Regions from separate parts of the Mus musculus genome. Here region 2 is linked to region 1. The links are chromatin loops, found by intact Hi-C in ENCODE. Cell type or tissue: left cerebral cortex. All regions are shown on one strand. Each heading gives the region's core, and the rest is flanking DNA. Links, peaks and the distances in the headings are about the cores only.

Region 1 (5,377 bases), core at 91-5,090:
CGATGCCTGGCTTTGCAGACTCAGCATTACCACTTCCGCTGAAGCCCCCAGTGATGGCGTGACCCCACTGCAGAGCCCACAGCCACACCAGCTGCAGAGGAAGCCACCTGGGCCGACAGGCCTGGCTGCTGGGGCACCTCGGCAGGTGAGCCAACTGCAGGTGCTCTTCCGGGAGCAGCCCTCATCTGAGGGCCCCAGCCAGAGGGGTCACCTGGGAAGTGCGGCTACAGCCTCCACACAGCATCCTAACTTCCTGTAGTCTCAGTTTTCAGAGAAGACAAACTGCCAGCCCACTTTTTCTAAGAGTGGACAGCATCTGGGGACATAACAGCACAGAGCACATTAGAGCATCTTTAGAACTGTCTATCCAAGGAATATCCAAGGTCGCGCCTGAGTTCCAGGCGAGACCCAAGAAGTCATTTGTTCACCTCAGAAAGAAAGGAGAAAAGCAGCTAACAGTTCTCTCAATTACGACTTCTCAAAGGCATAACTCCAGGACTGCTAGGACAGGTGGCTCAGAACATAAAAGTATTTTCTGTGTATAACTCACAGCCTGAATTTGATCCCCAGATCATATGGTAGAAGGAGAGAACTGTTTCCAAAAGTTGTCCACTGACCTTCACAAACATACCATAGCATGTGTATGCATACACATATCTGTATTTACACATGTGCATGGTTGAACACACACACACACACACACAATTAAAAATGTTAAAAGCATAACTCCGGATTACATTAGGACGTAATATGGTGTTGAGTCAAATGACTCTGGGGAAAGAGCACTGAACACTGGTGGTAACAGCCAGCTTACATCAAGGTAAGCTGTGTAAGCAGGTGGCTCTCTGTGTGTGGTCTGATACCCAGGGGTCTCCTGTCATGTCTCCTTGTGGGGTGGCCCAGCCTGATCCAACAGCTGAGGGTTTTTATTTTTTTTTAATATTTATGTTAGTTTGAATTGTGTATGTGTATGTATATTCATATAGGAGTATGTGCATATGTGTCCAGAAAAAGAGTCAGATCGTCATACCTCCTGGAGCTGGAGTTACAGGCCACCGTGAGTCACCTGAAATGGGTCCTAGGAACAGAACCTAAGTCTTTTGGAAGATCAACACATGCTCTTAACCACTGAGCCACGGTGACAACCACCAAGAATCGAGTGGTTTTGGGTTTTGGGGTTTTATGTTTGTTTTTGTGATTCTGTAGTAGAAATCAGGGCATCTGTCCCCTGCTTTCAGAACTTCTGACATTTATTAACTCATGACCCCTTGCTGGGTCTATTTCTTCATCTAAGCAACACAGACGCTGGAGGAACCCCAGGATCATCTAGACTTTAAAAACAATCAAAACGAGTATCAGAGACCGGCGCTGCGGCTCCCGAGTGTGCTAGCACTGTTGAGCTTCCAGCACCAAAATATAAACAAGCCCCAAAGATTAGCTGAGCATAATGACGTACACCAGCAGTCCTGACTATTCAGGGGGCTGAGGCAGGAGGATCACTTGGCCCCAGGAATTGAAGTCTCATTTGGGCAAAATAGAGAGAATCTATCGCAAAGAAGAAAAAAACAAAAACAAACAAACAAAACCAAAAAAAAAAAAAAAAAAAAAAAACCCAAAAAGCAAAAAACAAAGTTCAGTATAAACCAAGTTATGGTGTCTGGGCTTCATCTTCTGAGATTCTAACTAAAAATACTAAAGTTACATTGGGAGGTGGCAAGGATGTCACCCTCTAAAATAAACAACAAAGTATTTATTCCTCATGGTTCTAACCCACAGCCAGGGTAGAGAACAAAGTTCAGTTTGCATAGGCGCCGCCCAGATTTGTGCCCAATGGTGACGTTTGCATCCCAAGCCAGGGCTGTTGTGAATGTTGGCTTCATGGGACCTACCCAGTATAACACAGTATACGGATCTTTGATTGAATCAAGACACAAACTGTATAGAAAAGCATGTCTTATACCCCAACCCACCTTGTCCTTGTAGTGTGCCTCCTGTTGGCATACAGGATTTTCTGTTACAGGAGTCTTTTGACACTGCAGGTTGGTGACCTCCTGTCACCTGCGAGCCATGGAACTCTGGGCAGACTGCTGAGCTCTGTGCCTCCTTACCAATAGTTCAATACTTCACAGCACACCAAGACAGTGGTGTAAGGTAGGTTTCCAAAGAGTGATTGTTGTATTATTATAGTTATTATTCAGCCCTTTAAAATGATGTTTTGGTCAGCAATGGGCCACGTACATAGACGGTCTCATAAGATAGCAGTAACAGATCTGAAAACTTCTTACCTTCTAGCAACATGGTAACTGTTCAAAAATCAGAGGATCTTATTCACTGTTTTCTGGGGAATCTACTGTAAAGCAACTCTGTCGTCATAAAAGTATAGCGCATGCAATTATGGATGGCATGCTATACCTACAATGGATGACCCATACACTGTTATGCCTGTTTATCGTTATTCAGAGTGCATTCCTTCGTGTATGGGAAACCTTTACCGAGATGCAGACTGCCTGTCTAGTATGTGAGAGGCCCTGGATGGTGTCCCTGAGACCCTAAAAAAAGGTAAAACAAAATGTTTACTGTGCAGCCCCTTGCTTTAGACTTTGGTATCCAAGTACATCTCATGTTGCCTGTTGATTGCACGAGACCACATAGAGTGGCTGACCTGTACTCCTGAGTTGGCGTCAGGGCAATGGAAACCCTGACAGAACCTCCTACCATTATAAGAATGTGTTCCCCGTGTGATACGACACGGCTGTACTTCTAAGGAAGCGGGTATGGGTGGGGATACGATTGGACAAATGCTGGCTACTCACTGGGCCATGGCTTTGTTTTACCTGCTCTGGTTGGCTTGTCTCCTGACAACGTGCAAACTGCTGATTCTTTTTTGAGGTTGCATTCTTGGGCATAAGGGAAAAGCACTTTTCTAAAATTTCCGGTGCTAATAGAAGATGTTGGAGAGCTGGACGGTGCTGTGAAAGAGTAGACAACCTAGCACTATGCAATCCCACCGTGAATTATTTCCGAGGTTTCAGTTTGCTTCCGAGCACACATCTGGCCGTGACCCTGCAGATGTTAGGATCTTGGTCTCGGCACTCCCCCTTGTGGCCAATTGGTAGAACGACTTTCCGCGGTGGCCGTGACGCCTCCTCCTGGCAGCACAGCCGCAGTGCCAGGTCCTATCTGCCCACGCGTCCAGGAACGGAGTTGGTAATTGGTTTTCCGCCTGGTGTCAGTGAGGCTGGTCTGGCACAAAGGTAGCTTGTTGTGTCCTCTCACGACGCCGAAAGGTGCCGCTAGACACCGCTATGCTGTCGACCCTGTCAACAGTCATTACTGCCTACATCTACTACTGGAGTCTGGGTGCATGGAAGTCTACTTCAGGGTTCCAGGACCGCCAGGGTGTGTTGGAAGAAGCGGGCTTTTGTCTGTTTAGAATTATATTGGTCGTTCATCATTTTGTAAAACAATCTCCTCTTGGCAATATATATAGCCTGTATTTTAGAATCTTAATTTGAGTATAAATAGCCGTTTCTTTTACATCTCTCTTTACATATTGGAAACAGGCACACCTGTCTTCAAGCCCTTTATAGCCCACGTGCTAGTGCCGTAACTCTCAGCCTTCCTAATGCTGCGGCCCTTTAATACAGCCCTCTCATGTTGTGGTGACCCCCAACCATAAAATTATTTCATTGCTACTTCATAATTGTAATTTTGCTACTGTTATGCATCATAATGTAATTATCTGATTTGAAGGATGGTTTTAAGGTGACCCTTGTGAAAGCATCATTCGACGCCCCCCTCCCAGCCCCAACAAAGGGGTCCTGACCGAAGGTTGAGAAACACTAAGCTAGAGGCTTGGCTCTCAGACCTGCAATATCAGGAGATGTCAGAACCATTATTGGGCCAGCCTTCATGGTAGACACTGCCTGGGTGGGGCATCCCTGGAGGGAAATGCTTCTTCAGGGCTGTGAGACAGCTGGGGCAACATTTGCTTTGAAACAAGAGCTTCACTCACCTGGAGGCCCGGTGTGCCGCGCTCTCTAGAGCCTTTGCTTTGCTTTTTGTGGTGGCTGCTGAAGGTTCTGACTAGCTTGCTGGCTTCAGAGTGACAGAATGAGCCAGGGGCTTCTGTCCAATGACTCTGTGAGTAAGAGAACTTGACTAGTACAGATGTTTCTGTCTTGCCCAAGGGGCTAGAGTTCCACCTGGCGTGTGCACTTGGCTGAGAGTGACATTCGGCAGGAAGCAGCATCTAAGTTTGATCCTGTGTAAAAAGCCTGATGGTGATGAGCAACGGGTAATCCCAGGACTCCTACAGCAAAGTGGGAGGCAGATAGAGATCTAGTCAGAACCTGCACAGTGGCAGAAACAAGGTCGACTCCAGAAGCTTGTCCCCTGACAGCTACTCTCATGCCATGGCATATGTACATCCGCACACAAAAGAACATTTCAAATACCAGTAAAAGACAGACAGGAAGGAAGGGAGAGAGGGAGGGAGGGAGAGAGGGAGGGAGGGAGGGAAGGAGGAAGGGAGGGAAGGAGGGAGGGAGGGAGGGAGGGGAGGAAGGAAGGAAGGAGGGAGGGGAGGAAGGAAGGAAGGAGGGAGGGAGGGGAGGAAGGAAGGGAGGGAGGAAGGGAGGGAGGGAGGGATGGGAGGGAGGGAGGGATGGGAGGAAGGAAGGAAGGAAGGAGGGAGGGGAGGGGAGGAAGGAAGGAAGGAAGGAAGGAAGGAAGGAAGGAAGGAAGGAAGGCAGGAAGGAAGGAAGGAAGGAAAGCCCTTTTAGAGCTTTTCCTAAATGGAAAACACCTCCACCAGGAGAGTTCAGCATGCCCTAGGATTCTAAGCCATGCCCTGTACCTGGTTGAACTGAGCAACAGGACCAATGTCTGCTTCCTTCCCCACCCCTCCCCAATGGAGGCAGTCTCTCTGGGACTCTCCATCCTGTGCCTTCTTTGGAGCCATCAAGCATACTGCTGAGACACTCCTGGGCCACTCTCTGAGAGCAGTGGGAACAGCTCTGTCCCCTGGCAACTCTCATAACCGGAGCTCAGCTCCGCCTTAGAGAATCTTGACTCTTAGAGGGCTTTTGGGGTACTCTTGGGTTCCTGCCTAGAGGTGACTTAAAGCCTCTGCTTATGAGTGGAGTCCTTCCTGCTCCTGCAGAACTTGAGAATTTCCCCTGGGACTCACTAAGGGGCCTGCGACATCCATCCAGGCTCTCAGCTCTGCCTTCTTGTCTGGGAGGCTCCAAAGGCTTCTGGGTGGATGCAGATGTCAGCATACCACTGACATCCTTTGTGTCAGAACTCACGGTGGTTCTGGCCCCAGCCTTGCTTACTAATAGCTACCCTGAGCTGTCATCCTCAAGAGTACCAA
Region 2 (5,377 bases), core at 321-5,320, 250 kb before region 1:
TTCAGAGTCTGCCATTTATTTATTTATTTATTTATTTATTTATTTATTTATTTATTTATTTATTTTTTCGAGACAGGGTTTCTCTGTGTAGCCCTGGCTGTCCTGGAACTCACTTTGTAGACCAGGCTGGCCTCGAACTCAGAAATCCGCCTGCCTCTGCCTCCCAAGTGCTGGGATTAAAGGCGTGCGCCACCACGCCCGGCCTGGTTGTCTTTCAATGCTCGAACACATTTTTATTATCCAGCCATATGTACAGTTAAAATGGTGAGCATGCAGGATTGAGGAGACCCTGGGATGTGTGAGCAGAGCCACACAGTGTGTTACCTTGGTCACAGAGCAGCCTTGGGCAGGAAATAGTTCCCCCCCCCCCCCCCCCCCGCAGTCAATCTAGTGACTCGCCTACGGTCCCAAGTGAGCCAGTGTCCTGGGGGAGCCAGTGTTGGCATGTCAGGGAAGATGGGAGACAGAGGGGACTGGACTAGTTCAGTTACTTTTGTTATCACTATGACCAAGGACCCACCCAGAAGGAACTTGAGGAAGAGGTTTTTTGGGGGGGCTCACAATTTGAAGGGGTGCAGGTTCTCATTGCAGGGGGCGGGGCACGGCAGCAGGACAACTCACCTTGCATCCACAGTCAGGAGGCTCAGGGAAGTAAGTGTTAGGCTCAGCTCTCAGCCCACGGGGAGCCAACCACCCTCAGGGCATGTCTGCCCCACTCTGTTAAACCACACTAGAATCTCCTTGAGATGTGCTGCCAAATCCAGTCCCGCTGACAAAGAATAACCATCAGTCTGAGATGCTGGCCTTAATGGCCGAGTCAGAGAGGCAGAGCAGAGCCCACTGAGCAGACAGGGAACCCATGCTAGAGAGTGCTCCACGAGCGCCCTACCCCTGAGCCACATGGAGCTCGACATGGAAACATCTTCCTCTGTTTCCTCAGCTGTAAAGTGAGATAGTTAATATCTTCCCATCACAAGCGGTTGTGAGACAAGGAATGTTGCTTAGTAATACTGTAATTTCACCTCTCCCTGTACGCACAGTTACTGGGAGACAGGCCAGTGCTCCAATGGGCAGTCACAGTGCAGAACAAATGTCGAACTCTCTCAAGGGACCAACATTAAATCAGACTTCACTGACTAGCCTATGAATGGGGTTACATTTCTGCCTCCTTTGCCTTTCCATATTCTTTGGCTTTTCCCTTCCTTTATAGTCATTCAACTAACACTTTTTAAATTTTATTTATTTTAATGTGCATTGATGTTTTTGTCTGTATGTATATGTCTATAAAGGTGCCAGTTCCAGGAATTGGAGTTACAGTTATGAGCCACCATGTGGAGACTGGGAATTGAACCAGGGTCCTCTGGAAGAGCAGTCTCTCCAGCCATCAAATAATACTTTCTGAGGGGTTAGTGTGTCCAGGCCACCCTGCTGGGTCTGGAAGGAATCTAAATAACACCCAGTCCTGGCCTGTGTTGTCTAGAGATGAGATCATAGCATCCAGCGAGCCTGGGCTGTTGAAAGCCAGAGCTGGGAGGCAAGTTACCAAGGATATGACCTTTGAGTCTGTCTTTGAAGAGCAGATCATGGTCTCCCAAGTAGAGAGGTCAAGAGCCCGGGGCGCATGGATGCATACATGTCCTATATGTGTATGAGTACAATTCCCCACACATGTATGACACAAAGGCAGTTTCGGCCATGCTCATGAAAACTAGACTGTTCCTGGAAATGGGACTGCCTGTTCGTTGTGAGTTGTGACGGTTACTGAATTAAAGCAACAGTTCTCCACCCTGGCCCTGCATCAGAACTACCTGTGGCTTGTTCGTGGTTTAGATTTCATTCACGTTTCCTGGCCCAACCCTTTGTGTATTATAGAGTTAGTGACTGGGTTGGGGACCCCCATAACCACGTTCACCTTTTTTTTTTTTGTTTTGCAAATTCTGAGGGTGAAAACATCATTTCATTTTTGTTTCTCTAGTTCCACAGTAGAGGCTGTGCATTTGCCAGCGTGGTGGATTGTGCCCATAGCCCTCAGCACTATGGAGGGGGAGGCAGGAGGGTCAGAGGTTCAAAGCCACCAAGCTACATAGCACACACAAATATTTCCAGTAAATGACTATATAAGCTATGTAAAGTATATACATCCAAACACAATGAATCCATCAACAAATATGAACAATATAAAGGCACAGAGAACAAAGCAGGACATAGTAAGTATGAGTAGTAAGAGACCGGTGATGGCTAAGTAAAAACCAACGGATATTAGTGGCCGTTACCGCTGCTGTGACTACTTGCTGCCTCACGGTGTCACTGTTGGACACGGGTCCTACTGTGCCTTCCGCTGGCCCCACAGGCCGTCGGGGCAGCTTTGGCCTTTGCTGACCCAGTAGTTCACCTGAAGAGCTCCTCTCTGTTTACCAGCTGCTTCCAAACGTCAGGTTCCAGCTCACGGAGCCACGCCTCCTCTCCCCAGAGCCCTGAGGTGGCTGCAGCTTTTCTCTGACTACCTTGGAACCTTAGGGTGGCAACACATCCGGATTCTCAGACAGTGAGGTTGTTCTTTGAAAGAAAATGCCCTGTAAGCCCGACGTCTGCCCAGAAGACTGTACTTAGTGGTTCCTATTAAGCTTCTAGATCAGTGGTTCTCAGCCACGCTAATGCTGTGACCCTTTAATGCAGTCCCTTATGTCGTGGTGATCCCAGGCATAAAATTATTTCCCTTGTTACTTCATAACTGTAATTTTGCTACCGTTATGAATCGTGTTTTCCAGTGGTTTTAGGCAACCCCTGTGAAAGGGTTGGTTGTCTGACACCCCCTCCTCCAGAAGTCAAGACACATGGGCTGAAAACTACTGTTCAAAGGGGGTACCCCTTTAAGACTACCAACACCTGTACTCCTGAGGAAGCCGATATCTGGGACTCCAGGGCAGGTGCTTGCTTCTTTCTGTAAGGTAGGAGAAAATCTCCCACATGCCTAATCTCTGCCTGGAAACCACATGATGGGCTGTTGTTCAAAACCCAGCAAATTCCTCTATGCAGCCAGGAAAAAGGACCAGTGTGTCAGGAGGGTTGAGCCTCATTGGTTATTGAAGGATGTCTGTAGAGAAGGGAGGTTGGGTACTTAACTCATTTGCGGCTGCACACTTCTACACTGTAGTCCACAGTGGAACTATTCATGAACCAAAGACTGGAGCTAAGTCAGTTTTCATATTACCTACCTACACACACACACACACACACACACACACACACACACACACACTGCAGACTCTCTGAAGGTGTCATGCTCACAACAGATTCTCAAGGTCTAGGCGTCTCACTAGTAATACTGATTCAGTGATATGGGGCGGGGGGGGATGGGGAGGAACCCCAAATCCTAGTAAGATGTCACAGAACAGTAGATAGGGCTTGGGCAAGGAGGTGGAGGGCTGCCTATATGGTGGTGCCTAGCTAGGGGGTTATGCAGCAGGAATAGCTCTCAGATAGGGTCCAATGCATCCAAGCTGTCGGCAAAGCTGAAAACAAGCTGCAGCTTTCAGATAAATCTCAGATGTCTTGACAAACAATATATTGCCTGTCTGGCTGTCGGGTCATAGTTTGAGATGGAAGAAAATGTGTAGATCCAAATCGGGAATCCTAGCAAGTGTGGGAGCGGAGGTACAGCCCCTGGGAATCCACGTCAGGAAGACAATTGGTCAGCGAGGGAAGCCCGGTGCACCGATGACCTCATGGCTCTTTTCTGGACACTCCCTTCCCTCCTGCCCACCTCCACCCACAGACATATCAGACAGATGACCGAATGAGCACGAGGAAAAAGTGTTCCCCGTCGATAACGCTCGTTCTCACGTGTGGCTGCCCATCCCCAGCCTTGTCCGCGCCCCCCCTCCAATGTCCCCAAGCTGAGCAAGGCTGAGTGAGGTCAGTGGGAACTCACGCTCGCGCTCGCTCGCTCGCTCGCTCTCACCAGACCCAGGAGTCTTTGAAGATTGCGTAAGGGCAAACAAACGCCTGGCCGTGCCTTAAATTCTTTGTGTGAAACAGCTCACATTTTGTTCCCTGGCTGACCACACGTGAGTTTTGTCTTCTGAGCAGTTTTTGCCACGAGAATAGTTTCATATCTCCTCAGAAGGGGTCAGCAAGGGACCCCAGCCTATGTTGAGACACACACTTGGCTCCAATGCTCCAGCCTCCAGAGCCCACACCTCAGACAGAACTGTTCTTCTCAAGAGGAGGTGGTGACTGCCCCTAACAGTTGGCTTGCCACAGCTGTGTGTGCAGTCCTTCAAGCCAGTGTACAAGTCCCAGAGCCAGGGCCTCCCTGGTGTCACCCCTGACAGAGAAAGCAAAGGGCTTCATCCACATGGTTGTGTTTTAGATCTCGTTTCTCCCGGACTTTCTTAGGCCTCCCACTTGGCTGAATATTTGGGAATTGACACAATAGCCTTACCGAAGCTGGGGTGGGCATGATGTGGTGGGAAGTCATGTGATTGTCCAAAGTGAACCAATTTGTCAAAGACCATTTCCCTCTTACCCATCCCCCACTCCCACCCCCTGCCACCGCCACACCCCACGATAAGATAGGGTCCCCAGAGCACAATAATCCTTTCCTGAGATACAATTTAGAGGCTCCTGAGAAAAGAAACAACAGAGAGGCTAATTTTGGCTTTTCTGAAACTAAAGAAAAACATACAGCCAGGCCCTGTCCTGCCCAAGGAAGCCAGGGTGGGCCCCGTTTTGTCTCTCTAGGGTATCTGCTCAGATCACCAGAGGTTTGGAGAACAATGCCGGGGTTGAGGGCAGTATGGGAACAGAGTCTGCCCCCCTCACAGCAAAGGCTGCGTGTGATGGAGCCTTGCCTGGGCTCTCTACAGACACCTAAAACAACAACCTGTATTTCAGGCCTAAAATTTTTTGAAGCACCAACTCCTTACCCTCCCTCCCCCATCTAAACTGCGAAGAGTTAGAGATTTCTTCAGACCCAGTCGTGAGAAGAGAAAACCCTGATGCTGTTCTATAGATCCTCTCCAATTTTACTATGTACACATATGCACATTTGCCTTTCCTCTGATTCTTAGAAGGATCCATGATTAGGAACAAATGACAAGCCCAGGGAGCCATACCAACGTGGGCCAGGTTTTAAAGCACTTACTGAGAATCTCCTGTCTTCTTACAGGAGTCAGGGTGAGGCTCACACATACACACGAGCGTCTGTGTCTCTGACACACTCAAGGTGTCACCCAGGCTGCAGCTCTGCAGACCACACTAGCGAAGCGAAGCTCAGAGGCACGTGGTGCTTCCGCTACCCATGAGCCTTTGCCTCAGCCACAGTCTAACGGATCTCCAGTCTTCCTGTCCAGCTCCAGTCCACCCTGTTGCCACC

Evidence for each region. A loop is a pair of places that touch in the nucleus more often than their neighbours do. Peaks named below come from ENCODE experiments on the same cell type or tissue, not always from the same donor. Only the 100,000 strongest peaks of a DNase experiment are listed, where the experiment ranks them.
Region 2: it touches region 1 in a loop (4-fold over the local background); 23 of 42 quality-filtered maps call a loop at or near these places.

Annotation. Positions count from the first base shown.
Region 1 is chr16:30,250,008-30,255,384 of GRCm38, reverse strand. Gm33330 (a long non-coding RNA gene) reads left to right here and starts at 2,161. Exons shown (of 2, transcript XR_876005.1): 1 at 2,161-2,559. In left cerebral cortex, for the core only: a CTCF peak has its summit at 3,131 (motif pointing left); a DNase peak (open chromatin) is centred at 3,142; H3K4me3 peaks cover 529 bases.
Region 2 is chr16:30,501,188-30,506,564 of GRCm38, reverse strand. No RefSeq gene overlaps it. Among named protein-coding and RNA genes, the nearest start is that of Gm52252, 16 kb to the left of the region's middle. In left cerebral cortex, for the core only: a CTCF peak has its summit at 2,289; a DNase peak (open chromatin) is centred at 2,315; H3K27ac peaks cover 427 bases.